2 separate regions of the Homo sapiens genome follow, and region 2 is linked to region 1. Evidence: chromatin contacts called from ENCODE Hi-C or POLR2A ChIA-PET data. All regions are on one chromosome and are shown on one strand. The core of a region is the stretch at or near the end of the contact, and the rest is flanking DNA. Distances in the headings are between cores, read along the strand shown.

Evidence for each region. A loop is a pair of places that touch in the nucleus more often than their neighbours do. ChIA-PET counts read pairs that join two places held with the same protein, here RNA polymerase II (POLR2A). Pooled maps may share reads with other maps.
Region 2: a loop to region 1 is called in a map of ascending aorta, with 23 times the contacts of the local background. The contact joins the promoter of SF3A1 here to the promoter of UQCR10 in region 1. A Hi-C loop is called at or near these places in 2 of 168 maps with a recorded cell type or tissue (ascending aorta and naive thymus-derived CD4-positive, alpha-beta T cell), 3 of 37 single-sample maps with no recorded cell type and 12 of 50 pooled maps. POLR2A ChIA-PET finds 5 or more read pairs at or near these places in 3 of 52 experiments (HEK293, WTC11 and activated T-cell).

The regions. Positions count from the first base shown.
Region 1 is chr22:29,765,765-29,769,095 of GRCh38, forward strand. UQCR10 (ubiquinol-cytochrome c reductase, complex III subunit X) reads left to right here and starts at 1,605. Exons shown (of 2, transcript NM_013387.4): 1 at 1,605-1,784. The coding sequence starts at 1,635. It overlaps ZMAT5 (zinc finger matrin-type 5), which reads right to left and starts at 1,243. Exons shown (of 6, transcript NM_001003692.2): 1 at 1,108-1,243. RefSeq lists enhancers at 478-1,127, 1,097-1,326, 1,128-1,777, 1,687-1,736.
Region 2 is chr22:30,354,995-30,358,441 of GRCh38, forward strand. SF3A1 (splicing factor 3a subunit 1) reads right to left here and starts at 1,900. Exons shown (of 16, transcript NM_005877.6): 1 at 1,736-1,900. The coding sequence starts at 1,798. CCDC157 (coiled-coil domain containing 157) reads left to right here and starts at 2,013. Exons shown (of 12, transcript NM_001017437.5): 1 at 2,013-2,138. RefSeq lists a silencer at 1,597-1,846 and an enhancer at 2,782-3,381.

The DNA.
Region 1 (3,331 bases), core at 355-2,854:
GGCTGAAGCAGGAGAATCACTTGAACCCGGGAGGCGGAGGTTGCAGTAAGCCGAGATAGCACCACTACACTCCAGTCTGGACGACAGACCGAGACTCCATCTCAAATAAATAACCACCCATCTTCCCTCAAATGATCTACTACAATAACTTCCCCCTTGCGGTCCACTCTCCATAGACCAGCCAGGATGATGACATTAAAGTGCACATTAAATCTTGTCGCATTTCTCCTGAAAACCCTTCAATGGCCTCCTAGTGCAACTAGAAAAAGACAAGACTCCTTGGCCAGACGCGGTGGCTCACGCACCTTGGGGGGCGAGGCAGGAAGATTGCTTGAGCCCAGGAGTTGGAGACCAGCCTGGGCAACACAGTGAGACCCTGTCTCTAAAAACAAAAACCAAAGAAAACAAGACTCCGTAAGGTGGGTTCCAAGGCCAGACATGAGCTGACCGGAGTCAACCTCTTCACAGTCCACTCTACTTCTTTCCCTCAAACATCCCAGGACTGTAGCTGCCTCAAGGCCTTTGCACCAACGTTTTCCTGTTCAACTCTACTATTCATTCAGGTCTCTAGTCAAGTGTCACCCCCCAGAGCAGCTACCCAGGGTGCAATGTCACCACCACTGCCTCTCCAGTCAACCAAAGCACTATCTGTTTGCTGTACTGCATCTCCCCACCCGCCCACTCCGTAGATTGAGCGCTCTGTGAGAGCAAGGACTTTGTTCACTGCTGGGTCCCCAGAGCAGGGACCAGAACAGGCGCTGGGAAAACATCTGTTGAATGCCCCAGGTACTCCAAAGCCCTTGCTCTTTTCAATCCCAAGCAGGTTCCAAGTCTCCAGCCTTCCAAACCAGGGTTGCCCGGTGCGAAGCCCAGGGGTGAGAGGAACAGGAAGCAGGGCAGATCCGTCCCTGCCCTTAATCCAGGGTGAAGGGTTTAACCTCCAGGACAAGACTTTTGCCGCAGGCTCCAGCTCCTGGCCTAGACTTGGGGCTGGTGCAGGGGACAAGGCGAAGAGTTGAGCCAGGGTCTCGGGAACCCAGCTGCCCTCGCCCCTCTATCCACACCCTATCCCAAGAAATGGTGCGTCCCGCCGCAGGGCGTACGCACAGAGAAGGAAGTGTTCAAGTCTTCCAGTGCGGAGAAAAGAGACTAGGACTCGCCCCTCGACGTCTCGCGGAAGGTACCTGGCTCCCCGGTGGCTGCAGCTCCGGGCTCCTCCTCCTGCGTCCTCGCGTCGCGTACTGCTTGCTGGGATTCGTAGTCTCGCCTTGGCCATCAGTTCGCCCTTCCCAGAGAGCTTTGGGAATCTAAGCCGGGACTGGGCGGAGGGCGGGGAGAAGGTGATGGCGCGCGAGGGCTTCTGGGAGTTGTAGTTTGACATATTCTAACAGCCAGGAATTCTGGAGAAGAAAAATTGGGTAATAAATCTTATCAGATTATCTGGGCTGTCCTGATATGAACCTTTTGAGTTTTTTTCCTCATTCCCAGGATAGGAATACCTCTGTGGTTCAAAACACGAAGGCTGAGATTCAGAGGAACTACAAATCCCATAAAGTGTTGCACGTCTAGGGCCTTTGGGGAACGAGGTCGGCCCCAGCGCAGGCGCGGTGGCGCGAGTTGGACTGTGAAGAAACATGGCGGCCGCGACGTTGACTTCGAAATTGTACTCCCTGCTGTTCCGCAGGACCTCCACCTTCGCCCTCACCATCATCGTGGGCGTCATGTTCTTCGAGCGCGCCTTCGATCAAGGCGCGGACGCTATCTACGACCACATCAACGAGGGGGTGAGGGCCTGTGCCATCCCTGACCTTGGACCCGCCTGAGGGGTGACAGTGGAGTAGAGGTGGGATGGGACTCAGTATACTTTTACCAGGAAGGGGGTAAGGGGTAAACCGTCGGCGTCTTCTGTCTCGAGTCCGCCGTCTGTCCCCTTGGCTTGATGTGAATTCTAAAACGTTAAGCGAGGTTAATATATTTCATTTTGCAGGGGTTGTAAGTATTGCTGTGTGCCACCCTACATACCCACTTGCCCATTATCAGAAGCAAAAACTAAAGGCTAGTGAGAGCAAAGGACTTACTAGCTGCACAGGAAGCCAGGGGCAAGTCAGGGCCAGAAACGGGACCCCTGTCTCTCAGAGTTTCAAGGGCAGATTTGAGCAGGCGACGGTCGTGAAAAGGACGTTAGACACCTTAGACGCCGTGGCTGAAGTTTCAGACGGCGCTTCTGGTCCCCAAGGCTTCCCACGTAGACAGTTGGTATTAATGGTTGAGAGTGGGGGCTATGAAATCAGAAAGCCTTGGATAGGAACACTGGTCCTTGTCACTTAACTGTGGCATTAAGTTGAGCAAGTTTCTTCTCTGAACTCCGTTTTAACTGTGAGATGGAGATATTAATAGTAACCTGAGCACGATTGTGAGGATTACATGAGATGCAGGCAGGGTGCCACATGCCTGGTAGGTGGTACCACTGAAAAATAATCATTGCTTACATTCCTCAGGAGAAAGTGGAAGCATGAGGTAGGAATCGCAACACATTTTTGACTTTTATGTATCATGCACTGTGCTAGGTGCAGTGCATGCTTTATATCGCTAAATTATGACTGTGCTGGAGTAGGCCTTATACATATAGCCCTGTTCCACCACTCACTTGTGTTTTTAATTTGAGACTGTCTGACTCTGCAGCCCGGGAAGGCACTGTCCACTAGTGCTATGCTGCCTGTGACCAGTGCAACTTCCTGCCCCATATGAAAGCATTGCTACTGTCCCATCTCTTGCAAGTGGTTCTGTTAACCACTCCCATTGATCTGGAGAGACATCCAAGTATGTTGTTATAACTCACCCATTTTCCTTGTGCTTTTTTTTGTTTTGTTTTGTTTTTTTGAGACAGGATCTCACTCTGTCGCCCAGGTTGGAGTGCAGTGGCATGATCACAGCTCACTGCAGCCTTGACCTCCTGGGTTCAAGTGATCTTCCCACCTCAGCCTCCTGAGTAGCTGGGACCACAGGCATGCGCCACCACGCCCAGCTAATTTTTGTATTTTTTGTAGAGATGGGGTTTCACCATGTTGCCCAGGCTGGTCTTGAATTCCTGAGCTCAGGCAGTCCTCCTGCCTTAGCCTTCTAAAGTACTGGGATTACAGGCGTGAGCCACTGTGCTCAACCTCTTGTGCTTCTGGGAATGAGAATTTCAGCCAATTTAGGTCCCAGGAAATGTCTTAAATGGCTCATGGTGAAATATTTTGGGACTACGCACTTATAATCTCTTCAGTAATACCTGGGAGTTGAAGAACTGAGACATCTTCCAGGCTGTTTTCCTTAATAATTGTGTGTT
Region 2 (3,447 bases), core at 650-3,149, 590 kb after region 1:
CTTATAACCTTTAGAAGAAGCCTATAAGATTAAGTACTCTTTTTTTTTTTGAGACAGTCTCTTGCTGTCGCCCAGGCTGGAGTGCAGCGGCATGATCTTGGCTCATTGCAACTTCTGCTTCCCAGGTTCAAGCAATTCTCTCCCGAATAGTGGGGATTACAAACATGCACCACCACACCTGGCTAATTTTTTATTTTTAGTAGAGACAGTTTTGCTATGTTGGCCAGGCTGGTCTCAAACTCCTGACCTCAAGTGATCTGTCTGCCTCGGCCTCCCAAACTGCTGGAATTACAGGCGTGAGCCACTGGACCCGGCCAAGAACTCTTAATATCTCCACATTACAGATGACAAAACTGAGAGATGGAGAGCTTAATGTCCAACTGGCAGAACCAGGATTCTAACACACCACTCTGGCTGAAGAGCCTGCCTACCCCCTCTGCCCTAATCTCGGCCAGGCCTTCAGCCTCTTTGGAATAGCGTGACTGGCCTCCCCTCATAGTGATTCTCCACACGTCTGCCTACCTGAATTTCTGAAACACAAATGTCACTATTTGGCTTAAAACACTCCCTTTTCTTCCCACTGTCTACAAGGAAAAGTTCAAATCCTAAGTAAGAATCGCATCTCCTGCCACTACGCTCCTAAGTCTATGCTTCAACACTTGTTCATTTACTCTTGATCAGAGACACCGTTTGATTCACCTCGGTGTCTTTGCGCATATTATCTGGCTATTACCTTATTTTCCCCCAATGCCTGGGAAAATGCCAGGGACACACGGGCACTTAAATATTTGTGGAAAAGGCATGGCTTCTTCAGTCATGTTCCCCCCCCCCGCCCCCCTTATTCTGAACCCAAAGCAATGATCAGCGTATGTGTTCAATAAATATTTGCTGGATGAATAAAGGATGCTATTTCCCTTCCCTAGTCACCTACCTGGCAAACTCCTATTCCTTCTTCTAAAAGAAATTTACCTCTCACTCTTGTGGGCTTCCCTACCTTAATATCCCTTCTAGCCCAGCAAACAATGTTCATTAGATTTGTACCTGAAACTTCTATCACAGGGCATATCACACCATACTACAATGGTTTGTGCACATTCGAGATTGGAGAGCTTTATTAAGGGCGGGCTGGCACTGTATCATCGATGGCCATTGGGACAACAAACATTTGGTGAGCATTCTCATATGTCTGTCTTCTCGTTAGCCTGTGAGCTCCCTAGGCAGGGACCATGCCCCATTCATTCCGGTAATGTGGGAGCCTGGCACGGTGTCTGGCTTGGGGCAGACACCGAAATAGATGCTGAGAATTAACATCCAAAGATGTACCGTGCAGGCTGGGAAATTAGCCATTACTGGGGAAAGGCTGTGGCCGGCGGCCCCAACTGCTACATAAGATCAGAGGATGGGCTGGATCAGCGCCTCTCGCACTTATAAATCAATCACCTTAGGATTTTGTTCAAATGTAGATTCCTATTTAAAAGATCTACGGCGGAGACTCCACATTTCTAAGAAGCTCCCGGCTCGTGCCGACGGGGCTGCTCCGCGGACCACTTAGAGAATCCCGTTCAGGGTGGCTCATTTCGCTACCAGAACACCACCATAGCGCGGGAAGCGCGCAGCCTCTTGGGACTTGCAGTCCCTCCAAGCCCTTCATAGCGGCCGGCCGCTTATTCCTGTGCGAGTAAGGAGCGCCCAGGCCAACCCTCCGGCTGCAGGCTGAGGGGCGGGGGAGAGGTACCTGTTTGGGCTCCGTGGGCACGGGCGGCGGCGGGGGCACCGCCTGCACGGGTCCGGCCGGCATGACTGCGACGCTCAGGGCTGCCAGTCCGCCTCGGTGTCGGTGAGCGGTGCCGCCTCAAGACAGCCTCCCCGCTCGGTCAGTACGACGAGCTCGCAAGATGGCGGCGGCCGAGCGAGTTGCGGCCGCGAAGGTACGACTGGCGCACTTCCGGGACCGTCCCCTCGCCGTGACGCGCTTCCCGCCCCTCCCCGCGGGCACCGCGGCGTCCGACGCCGTTGCCAAGGCAGCGGCCTGAGCGCCCGGCTAGGGCTTTTCGGGGATCCCGGTGGCCGCAGGCGCACCGGGGGCAGTTCCGGGAGCCGACCAGACACGAAGGCTGAAGCCGCGACGCCGAAGACAGGTGAGATGTTGTACGTCACCCGCCGGACCCCCGCCGCACTCACCTCGCGGCTCCTTTACTCCACAGGCCAGTACCTCGCTCCCTTCGACCCCGCCTTCCAAGAGCCCAGCTCCCTCCCATTGGTCTCTCATTTAGGAGAGCCCCTGTCCCCTCAGGCTCACCGCCTAAGAGCCCCACTTCCCTACTCCCTTAGTCCCCCCTTTCATTTCAGACCCACATCCTCCAAGCCCCGCTTCCAAATCCTACGCCCTTAATTCGCTTTTCCCACGGAACCTGCCTTTTCTTGCTTCCATCCCCTGCCTTCCGTAGTCCCGCCCTCAAGCCCCACTGGGGGCCTCCCTCTCAAATCAAGGCTGCTGCTTTCTTTGTCTTTCTTTTTTCTTTTTTTCTGAGACAAGGTCTTGCTCTGTCACCCAGGCTGGAGTGCAGTGGCGCGATCTTGACTCTCTGCAACCTCCGCCTCCCGAGTTCAAGCGATTCTCCTGCCTCAGCCTCCCGAGTGGCTGGGACTACAGGCGCCCACCACACCCGGCTAATTTTTTTTTTTTTTTTTTTGGCATTTTTAGTAGAGACGGGGTTTCACCATGCTGGCCAGGCTGGTCTGGAACTCCTGACCTCAAATGATCCGCCCGCCTCGGCTTCCCAAAGTGTTAGGGTTACAGGCGTGAGCCACCGCGCCCGGCCAGTTTTTAAATTTTTTTTTTTGTAGGGACATGGGAGGACGTCTCCCTATGTTGCCCAGGCTGGTCTCAAACTCCTGGGGTCAAGCGATCCTCCCGCCTTGGCCTCCCAAAGTGCTGGGATTACACGCATGAGCCATCACGCAGGGCTGCTGCTTTAGGCTTCACCCCTCACTCTCACAGATGCAGCCCTGCAAGCTATGCGGCTCGCTCCCCAGAGGCCTACCTCGAATCCCGCCGGCTTCTCTCCCTCTCCTGCGATTCCCCCCTCTCTCCTTCCTCCTCTCCTCAACTCTGGAAAGCGGGGAGCTGGCTCCGAACCTGTTCCTGGACTTCAGTTTCCTCACCTGTGAAATGAGGGAGTGATAGGAAAGGTTGCTCTCTCAAGTCTTCCCCCTCCCCCCACACACATCGTAGCTGTGTGTCATGGTTGTTATTAATGTAGAATAATGATAGCTGGGATGTATTGGTCATTTACTATGAGCCGGATACTGTGCCCAACACTTCATGTGTTACGTCATTTATTCCTTATAGCAACCTATTTACAAATGAGGACAGTGAAGTTTGGAGTTGGTAGAGTGGGAATGCAAGTTCAAGCCAGTCTTATTCCTCTACTAGTGCAGTTAGTT